Regions from separate parts of the Mus musculus genome. Here region 1 is linked to region 2. A link is a loop called in an ENCODE intact Hi-C map of the cell type or tissue named here. Cell type or tissue: heart. All regions are shown on one strand. Each heading gives the region's core, and the rest is flanking DNA. Links, peaks and the distances in the headings are about the cores only. Region 1 overlaps Dab1 (disabled 1). Region 2 has its middle 2.8 kb from the start of Gm40216.

Region 1 (5,385 bases), core at 274-5,273, 680 kb after region 2:
GGTACACAAGCAGAGAGCAAGTCCTGGGAGCTGCTTCAAGACTGGGTGGGCTCCAATACTAACCCCAATGTCAGTTGCTTCCAGGTCCTGAGTCTTCATGCTAAAAACGAAGATGAAAACCCCCTGGAATGCTGTTTTGACCCATGAGATTATACAAGGCCAACCAGCCTGTCCATTATGAAGAACAACAACTTGGTTTTGTATGTATTTTTGTTTATTATTTTAAAAAACCAATTAAAAAGAGATGGGGCTGATGTTGTGCTAACTATATTGAGTAATAGAGGAAAGACAGACAGACACCACTTCCTGCACATGACAGCTAGCTGTTTATACCATTTCAGTTGAATCATCAGATATCATTTTGTAAATGACATGAGCATTTCCCAGTGTACCTTGTCCTGAGTGACCTCCCCCCACGCCCCTGCCCAGACAAGCAGAGTCACAGTAAGTTGTCTCAAGCAAGAACTGTTTGGGATGGCTCATGACACTATCACTACAGCTATAACTACCCACAGCACCCTCAGACTCCCCCAGTGTTCACTTGGAGACCCTGGCTAAGGCTATTGTGTCTGTGAGCATGTCTGTTGAAAGGTGACTCTGTGTGGTAACTAGTTCATGTGTTGTTGAAACTATGAGGTTGTACTTGACTTTTATATATTTCCTTGGAATATCATAGCCATTGGGCCTTTCAAAATAATGTACTGGTATTTAAAATAAAGCACAAGACTGGTGGAATGGCATAGAAGGTCTGAGTGATCATTGCCAAGCCTAGTGACCTAAGCTTGAGCCTGCAGTTATTTCTCTACTACTGTAATCAAGCACCATGACCAACACAACCCATTGGAAAAAAAGACTTACAGTGCCAGAGGGATAAGGGTCCTTTACTATCATGGTGGAGAAGCCTGGCAGCAGGCAGGAATGTTGTCAGAACAGCTGAGAGCTCACACCTCAAATCCAAAGCAAGAAGCAGAGTTTGAGACATCAACGGTGTCTCTACATTCTGAAAGCCCACCTCCAGCAGCACCCTTCCTTCAACAAGACCACACCTCCCAAGCCTCCCCAAACAGTTCCACCAACTGGGAAGCAAGCATTCAGATGTCAGAGCCTATGGGTGACATACTCATTCAAACCATCATTAGTTGTCTTCTGACTTTCACACACACGTTTGTGCAGTGGTACGCGAGCTGCCTGACAAACCAAGAAATGCAATTAAAAAAAGATTTAACAATATAGAAAGAGAGTTAAATGCACGGCTTCATGGTAGAATATTTGCCTAAAATGCTTCAGACCCTATATTCAATTCTCAATGGCAAACACACACACACACACACACACACACACACACACACACACACACACCACAAAACAAACAAAAATTAGCTTAAAGAATATTATAGCTTGGGTCTAAAATATCCAGTCTCAGCTTCTCTTCTAGTCCCATGTGCTGTGAAGACACCATTATCAAGGCAACTCTACTAAAAGAACACATTTAATTGGGAGCTTGCTTACAGTTCCCAAGGGTGAGTGCACGTTCATCAAGGTGGGGAACAGAAAGGCATTCGTGATGTTGGAGCAATAACTGAGAGCTTTACATCCTGATCTGCAGGCGACAAGCAGAAAGAGAGGGAGACACTGGGTCAATGCCTACCCCTAACAATGCATTTCCTTCAACAAGGCTATGCCTACTCCACTGAAGTCAAACCTCCTAATCCTTCCCAAATAGTTCCAGTAACACATGAGAGCCTATGGAGCCATTCCCACTAAAGCCACCACATCTACCCTCAGGTTTATGTTAAGTCTCATTTCTCAGCTTGTGATGCTGTGGAGCTTTTAGGAAATGTAGCCTAGCTAGCGAGAACAGGTTGCTAGGAGCCAGCTTTGCATGTAGCATCTGCCTCTGGTTCTGGTCTAGCTCTCTGCTTCCAGGTCTGTTGTAATGTCAGCAAGTCACTGTCATATAGTCCTGTCCCCACAGACAGAGCTGCTCTTCTTTCTCTGCCATGATGGGTCAAATCTCTTTGAAATTAGGAGTTCCAATGAATCTTCCCTCCCTTCTGTTGTTTCTATGAAGTATTTTGCTACAGTGTGGCAAAAGTTAGAAATCCAAAAATAGCAAGCTAATTAGATAAATTACCACAGAGGCAGGGTGCACAGTGCTTTAGCCAGAGTGGAGTGGGCAACTGGAGGGTGACAAAGAGAGTGCTTCCCGAGTGAGTTTCCTGTCTGCTGCCCCCTGCTGGTTTGGGGTGCTCCTCTCTGGCAGTCATCCTGCTCCTGAGGTGAGTTATTTTTGTTTCTCTCTTTGAAACAGGACTGAGAAAGCCTGGAGGGCAGGGATTATCTAGCTCATCTGCACATTCTTCTCTGATGGTACACATAGCAGAGAGCAAATGGTGTAGAATTAAATGCAACGACTCTGAGAGTGGATTGGAGCTCTCTAAGTAAAAACGCAACCAAACAGAAAAGCTTTTACCCAGAAATCGTGGGAAGGGTTTGCCCCCTTGGAGACATTCAGTTTATTATACGGGGAAGGATGAGATGCACTGTCCACCGACTGCATTTCACTGCGGCAGTGTGCTAAGGAGGGCTCCTGTGAGAACGCACTGCAGCTCTAGTTCAAATGGAAATGCATTACTGATATAATTTTCCTCTCCTCCCCTTAGTACAAATCACACTTCTTGCCATGGCTCCGTTCTTTATAAGAAGTCATGCCAGTGCTGCCTAAGTCCAACATTCTAATACACTCCCTAAAATCCTTCTGAACAATAGACTTTAACTATTCTTTGTCCCTTCCTCACACTAGATGTTATTCTTTTCCTTATTGATAAGGTTGAATCTCAGCCAATGACCTGTCGAATTTTCTTTTGTCCCAGAACACTGAAGCTTTTCTTCAAATCACTCCCAATGTGATCCCTGGAACAAAACCTTTGCTGTGGCTCTTCAGCCTCATATCCTGTCCACTCTCCTGCCTGAAGATCTTCTTTATACTTGGGAGTCCAGTGTTTCCATGGCATATCATTGAGCCATTAAGCTGGCCAGCTATTTAGGTTTCGACTAGAAATTTGTTATACAACAATAAGTTACATTAAGTCACAGAAAGCATCATGGATGTTGAAACAGTAAAGCATGCTTGTTTTGGACTCCTTGTTTGGCTACATGTATGTTTACACTGAATCACAGGCCAAAAAATTGCATCCACAGCTGGTCACAGTTTTTCTCTACGTCAGCTTCCTATTTATGTGCAAATGTTAGATTTCTATCAGGCCTAATATGACTTAATGGCCAAACTTGACTCGCTGTCTTCCTCTCAAATCTATTGTTTTTTGTTTTTTTTTTTTTTTTTTCCTGCCTTCTCTGTTGGTAAGAGTCATTATCTACTTAGGCATATAAACTAGATGTCAAATCTACTTAGTCACGTAAAACCAGATGCCATAACATCCTTTAACCTTGACCCTGAAAACATGTTCAAACTGGATCTCTCCATCCTTTCATTCAGGAGCCCCTGGCTAGGACAGACTGACATTATTTCTAGGCTGTGAATCCTAGAACTCTGCATTAGGGCTTCCTGGTTAAAGTTTACCTTGTCCAGTGCCAATTCTGCAAAGCCATCCAAATGAGCCTTCTTTATGACAAGCAACTACAAACATATCACACACACACACACACACACACACACACACACATACACCAAGCTTTTCTAGCTCATGTTGAGGAGTCTAAAAGGGGAGGATGAACAGTACATGAGAGTAAGCCCTTCATACATGAGCTATGAAAAGAAGCTCAAGACAGACCAAAGGTATGCGGTCCTGCATTGACTGGTGCAGTTATGACCCAGGGGATTGGATTCAGCTGACAAGGCCATCACCAAGCGGGCAGAAACATAGGGAAGTCAGAACTTAGAGATGTAAAGTATTTCAGAGCATATGATATGGGGACAAAAAGTGGCGTTGCCTGGTAGCTGACCATTTTTCTTTCCTTATTCCCATAGGCAGTATATATGATAGCCTAATATCCAGGCATGTCCATTCCAGGAAAAAGGATCTGTACACTATATAGATCATTCCCTTAGGAGCAATGATCATATATGTATGTGCATATGTATATATTTATATATGAATACATATATATGAATGTGCATATACATATTAATTATGCAACTCAAAGAATGTATGTGAAACAGAGTGTGGGTATGTTAAAATTTAACCTCTCTAGTTCAGTGTCTTCACCTGGAAAGTAAGGTCACCTCGAGCTCTGACAATTTATGATTTTCTCTCTTATATGCAAATTTATATCTGATCATTAAACTAACCGGCTGAAGAGATAGTTCTAAAAAAGTGGAATTTATTGCCCTCTTGGGTTTGGGCTTTATCATTGCCTGTAGGAACATGCGGAAGTCTTTTGAGTGCTCAAATCTGATGACTGGATAGACCTCAGGAAAAAAATACACATCTAGAATATACTTGGGTTGTTCTCTTTTCTATTAATAGTGTGACTAAACAAACCACTATTTATTATATACTTGTTATATGCCAGAGGTTTGGCTAAACACACACACACACACACACACACACACACACACACACACACGAGAAGCATATTATTAAAACACCCTTTAAAACTTATCACACATATTACGCAAAAGGCTCCATGGGTTAAGCAACATCTCAGAATTACAGAGAGAAGCGCACTGCCAATTCAGGCTCCGGAACTGAGTCTGCCTGATTCCAGACACCTGCTCTTAATCCCCACAGTCTGCTACTGACTGGTTTTAGACTGGTTCTGCTGCTCTTTTCAGATTCAAATTATTTCATCCATGCTTCCGTTTTTTTTTTTAATCTGTAAAATGGAGAAACCCTCTGACACCTTCTACTTTCAAGTTTTTGTGAAGACATGAACTACTGATGTTTATTCTTCCTTGATAAAATTATATGCCATGAAAATGCAATTTATGAATATAAATTACAATTGAATGTCCATGGAGTGCCTTATACTCGTCTTAGACTTTCAGGGTCTAAAATGCTTGGGACCTATACCAGCCTTATTTACGTCTCCGGTTCTCTTCCGAGTGCTTGCCCTGGATTCATCTGCAAGCTTTGAATCCTAGACTAAAAGCTGCAAGCTCCCCTGAAGTGATAAATATTCTCTAAAAAGGAAGAAGTCATGATTCTCTATAATGAGTTACCCATGGCTTGTTGGTAGCAGAAATGTATCTTAGGTACCCTTCCCAGAAATTCAGGCTACCCACTGGGTTTTGGTAAATATCAAACAATATGACCTCTTAAAATTTCTCAGAGGTAGACAATATGCAAAATGTTTTCCTGGTATGTATACATGTATGTTGTATGAGTACATATTTGTGGATGACTACATGTTTGTTTTAAAGAG
Region 2 (5,385 bases), core at 278-5,277:
TCTCATCAAGGAAACTTCTCTTTCAATAAATAGAGAACATTACAGAAAACCACAACCAATCAAAGCATACTGTTGTGGGACCTAGTCCCAATGAATACATCTATGACATAACTCCCACACCCAAGGCTCAGAGATCACTGAGGAAGAGGGAACCAAAAGACTAGAAGAGCCAGGGGGATAGGGAGTTTGCTGTGATATTGTGTCTTCCAGGAATATCAGAAACCACAGCCACGAAGTCTCAGCAACACAGTTGCCTAAGCACGAGCTGAGAAAGGACAACAGTAGGCATGGCAAAGTGGACAGGAGGAAGAGAGAGGCCTCAGCCTGAAAGGAAGAACCAGAGGCAACTAAGCAGTGCTGAGAGAGGAAGAAACTGTCTTCCCCAGGGAAGAACACATGGATTGGTCATGCAATTCCAAATGGCCAGCCCTGAAAACATATATACAAGAAGCATTTACAGACTGCATTTATGCATTTATGTATATGTATATGTACATTCATATAAATATATAAACGTGTATATGTATGTATATTTGTGTCTGCTTGTAGAAGATGATAATTAATAAAAAAAAGATACTGTGAATTTGAAAGAGAGCAAGGAAGGGTATAGGGGAGGGTTTGGAGGGACGAAGATGTGGAGAGAATGATATCAATTGTAACATAATCTCAAAAAATGAAAAGAAATACTTTTCAAACAAGAGATGACTCCACTTTGCTCCTGTGATATCTTGGAATATTCCGTTGGCATTTGTGTGAACACAGAGACAGTGGGAGCCGTCACCAGGTGCTTGAGGGTTAGGCCAGGAAGTGCCGCAGCTAGCTTTTCAGCCCACTGTCTGGAACTGCTACTTGGGTCTCTAGTTACCTGCAAGGAAGGCAGGGCATCACAGTCTCTCCAGAGAAAGGCAGTGTGTGTATCTGCTATTGCAGTGGAGGGCGTCCCAGGATCCTGCCTCTGACCCACGGTTCTGAGACTCCCGTCCATCTCTCCACTGCACTCTCTCCGCGCACACAGTCACGAGTCATCCCTTCAATATCTTGTCCCTGTGATTCTCTGACAGCCAGCTTGCATTTCACTCCTCCGTATTTTCTAAAGCAAAGAAGAAACTCCCAGCTTTCCTGACATTTGATAGAACCAGGAAAGCTCTTACTACCTCCGAGACGTTCAGCCTGATAATGTATATGAGGAATAGATCATTTACTTACGCTCAAAGCAGATAGACTTTCTAAGGAGAAGTACTCTGTAATGCAGACATGGCTGGGAAGAATAAATCAAATCTTTCTGTGTACTTAGGGGAAAAGGAATTATTCAAATGTAGCCTACAGCTTCAGGTCCATTTATGGAGCCTGCAATCCTAAATAGTGACCACCAGGGGGAGCGCTAGGCCCATCTCTACACGGGTTCTATTTTTAGAGGCTGATACTTGCCTCAAGGAAGAAACCAAAGAAATAAGACTATAATACTTTTTTTTTTTTTTAAATCGGACCAACTTATAAATTATTTGTGAGTCCAATAAAAGGCAATTATCAACATTTCCTACTATTTCAAGAGTAATATATTCTATGTTAGAAAAAGATTCAATTTATTCCTTGGCTATGATTCAGATGACAGAAAATTGGAGGCAACCGAACCAAAAGACTGTTCTCCTGTGTAAATGTGTCTTTAAAACCCAAATCAGATGCTTAGGAGAGTGCTTGCTATAACGTAAGGCACCATTGTCTTCAAAGTTCCCCTGTCCTCTCTCCAGTCACTTGGACAAGCTGTGCCCTTGCTAGGTAGAGGTAATGATGTAACAGGGCGCCGTGGACAAAACACCGTCTGTGGCATTTTCTGGACACAGGGTGCAAGCAGCCTCTGAGGAACAGAGAGATTTGAAGCATGAAGCCTGGGGGAAGGGTGGATTGCAGACATGTAACAGACTCCCAGGACCCTAGGGGTCAAGTTAGGGGCCCAGAATCAAGGACAAGAGGACAGTTCTACAAGGAAATCCCCGGCATAAGGTCTGCTGCAAAGCCATGCAGTAAGGGAAGCACTGCAAAAAGAATTGGAACCTTGCCTTTCTGCGGCAATGAAACTGAGATTTTGGGCAAATGATCTTCAGGCTGCTCATAGCAGCTCTCTCACAGATTGGGCATAAATATGAGATGAGCTAAGTGGTGTGTGTGTGTGTGTGTATCTGTGTGTGTGTGTATATCTGTGTGTGTGTGTATCTGTGTCTGTGTGTGTGTGTGTGTCTCTCTGTGTGTGTGTGTATCTGTGTCTGTGTGTGTCTGTGTGTATCCGTGTCTGTGTGTATCTGTGTGTGTGTGTTTGTGTATATCTGTGTGTGTCTGTGTGTGTGTGTGTCTGTGTGTGTATCTGTGTCTGTGTGTATCCGTGTCTGTGTATGTTTTTGTGTGGCCATCACAGGTAGTCAACAAATACCCACTGTCTTCCTGGAAAAGGACTTGCATTTTCCTAAATACAGTTACAAATACGTTGGACCTCTGTATTTTCACAGATTCTGAGTCTGTGGTTTAGGCACTCAGACTTTGCTTTGAAGTCCTAAATGGGTGGGTGACGGTGGACCCATCTGGGCATGAGGCTCAACTCCTAAATCCCTTGGCTCTAAAGGAGGCCTGCTGTTAGAGGTGTTAGAATTTAGATGAATGGTGAAGAAAGGTCAAGACAGTGGGAACGAGAGCCTACAGCGATCTCTCACCCAGCCGCATGGACTAGCAGGAGGTACTTCCCTTGGCCTTGTGGGAAGCAGACCACATGGACCGAGGAAGATGAGCCGCTAGACCAACCTCAATGTCTGTCCACCTCGAATCCTTATATTGGGCCTAATCCTCAGTGTGCTTGTGTTTGGAAGGAGACCTTTGATAAGGTCAGAGCCATCCTGGATCCAACTGATGTCCACCTCCTGTCCCCCATGACAACAGCAAGAAGCCAGCTGGCTGTGACGTAGAAAGTGATTTCTGCTCAGACCCATGCCTACCTGTGCCTTGATTGCTTGGTCTCTAGAATGGTGGGGAAGAAAGGTTTTCTTCGGTAAGTCGTCTAGTCTGTGGCATTCTGTCACAGAGGCCCAGATAGACTAAACAAGCTAGAATCAAAGGAACTTGGAGGTAAGAAGCGCTAGGCGTGGTTGGCAGACATGTTGCAAATGTCCAGAGGTCAAGGGTGTCAAGGCAGCGGTCCAGAATGAAGGAAAGGGGGCTAGGTGGACAGGAAGGCCATCACGCAAGGTTTGCTATGAGGTTCCACACAGGAGCAGCACATGTTTTACTGAGTAGGCAGGAGCAGCACACATGTCACAGAGTGGGCTGACCGCACCACTCTTCTGGCTCTTAGTTGTCCATGTGATTGCTATGTGACCATGTTCCATCCTCTGACATCATATTCACCTCAGCAGCTTGTTCTCAACTTCCTCCCCCGCCTTCCTGCCTTCCTTAGGCCTTCTCTGTGCTCCGGAAGGCTGAGCTACAGGGAACCGTGGCCAGGGTGGTGCTGGCACGTTCTAGTTGTGAAGTTCTAGTGTGAGGTCCCAAGGTGAGGCAAGATGGTCACAGCATCTCTCCTGCCTCCCCCTATTGTGCTGCGGGTCATAGGCAGTCCCCGTGTCTTTGCCTTCTTGTACTTCCTCATGCCTTGGCTTTGGGCTGTGCCAGGAACTCCTCCTGTGGGAACGGCGCCAGTTCTTCCTGGCCTGGACCTCATCTCACTGGTTTGTCTCACCCTGTCCACACCTGCCTAGGACGCTCTGTTCCTTGTATTTTTAAAGAATTTTTTTTATTAGATATTTTCTTTATTTACATTTCAAATGTTATCCCTTTCCTAGTTTCCCCTCTGAAAACCCCCTATCTGTCCCCCCTGCCCCCAACTCATCAACCCACCCACTCCTGCTTCCTGGCCCTGGCAGTCCCCTATACTGGGGCATAGAACCTTCACAGGATCAAGGGCCTCTGGGGGGCTCTGTTCTTAACCATTCTCCTTTTGAACTCTGTGATGAATTATCTTCCACCAAGACCCAACTTTTCTATTACTTCTTTGTACATGTTTATTTATTGTCTTGTTTGAAAAGGAGATTATAGGTTATTAACATTGTGTTAAATGTGAAACCTTGTAAGTTAGGAACAATAAGCAGGAAAGGCACACACTGGAGGTAAAGGTGAAGCTGAGACAGTTGCCTGGTACCAAAACCTCTCCCACTGATCACCAGCAAGACATAAACAGGTTCCCTCGCTTTCGCAATGCTTTGATAAAACACAGCATCGATTCAGTTTAGAGTCTGTAAGATACAACTAGCCCAATTACCTCGCGCACATTCACCTGTACGGAGCCTGGAGCTTTGGCAGAGTTCTCTTTGTTATAATGAAGGGTCTTATGTAGGATAACACCAGGAAGAAGAGGCACACTGGAGGGGGTGACGGTGCAGATGCTCTTGGCATAAGGGACAGAAGGTGCTCCTGGGAATCCTAGAATAGTATCACGTGTAGCCAGACCTCCATCCATCCAGGCAGCTGCACGCAGGGACTGCAGAGGTACCGGCTTCGAGGCTTGCCGGATCTGTGAGATGCTTGCCGGATCTGCACCCAGCATGGTTGGCGTAACCCACCAGAAGCTTATTACTGGCATTTCTCTGCTTCTCTTTCTGCCAGCGATTAGCTTCCTCTGACGCCTCTGGTCCTTCTCAGAGCTCCAGTCACGCAGCTTTCCACTCTGTCCTGATTCTGTTTGCAGACAGCACCAGATTTTTGAGGGTCTCCATTCTACCTAATAGCCATTTTCTGAACAGCCAGCCCCCCTTCTGCAGCTGATAACTGGGCTCTCCTTGGGTCCTCGGGGTATAGATATGACTAGCTGCCCATCTTTGGGTAGGACTGGCCCATGATGATGATAATATTATTACATGACAATAGCCTTTGGTAAGGTTGCCTAGCCTCTTCCAGGACAGAAGTATGACCTGCTACTCGTGATTGCTTAGGGACAGTACAGAGTTACCTCTGGTAAAGGAACAGACCTATGTGGGTGGGGTATGCATTTGGACGTCACAGTGGACAAGGGAAAAATCCCACAGTGTTATTCTTTTCATAAAGATGGTTGCATAACTGGAAGCATATGCTTATTTTGCTTGACTGGTGTTCCCTAGACATCTATCTCCCCATGGCTCAGCTCTCTGTAAGGTCTCCTCTACTCCAGTCTTAATGCCAGGACCCAGACAGCAAGGGAAATATGGCAAGGGCCCAAGGAGTAGGAGCTTGAATTTGGTGAAACTATTCATCCCAAAGCAGAGCAGAATGCTGGGAAAGAGGAAAGCCCACCCCACCCCCACCCCCTGGGGGGCTCAGCACAGCACAGCACCCCCCCCCCCCCCGGTAACAAGCGGGGACCACCTGACT

What was found. Hi-C counts contacts between places; a loop is a spot of excess contacts. Peaks named below come from ENCODE experiments on the same cell type or tissue, not always from the same donor. Only the 100,000 strongest peaks of a DNase experiment are listed, where the experiment ranks them.
Region 1: it touches region 2 in a loop (6-fold over the local background); 5 of 42 quality-filtered maps call a loop at or near these places.

What each region holds. Positions count from the first base shown.
Region 1 is chr4:104,206,142-104,211,526 of GRCm38, reverse strand. All of the region lies in intron 3 of Dab1 (disabled 1), which reads right to left. Among named protein-coding and RNA genes, the nearest start is that of Gm36661, 180 kb to the right of the region's middle. In heart, for the core only: a CTCF peak has its summit at 2,234 (motif pointing left); no DNase peak of the experiment used is centred there.
Region 2 is chr4:104,890,182-104,895,566 of GRCm38, reverse strand. It overlaps a transcript of Fyb2 not described here. Among named protein-coding and RNA genes, the nearest start is that of Gm40216, 2.8 kb to the right of the region's middle. In heart, for the core only: no CTCF peak of the experiment used is centred there; no DNase peak of the experiment used is centred there; H3K27me3 peaks cover 337 bases.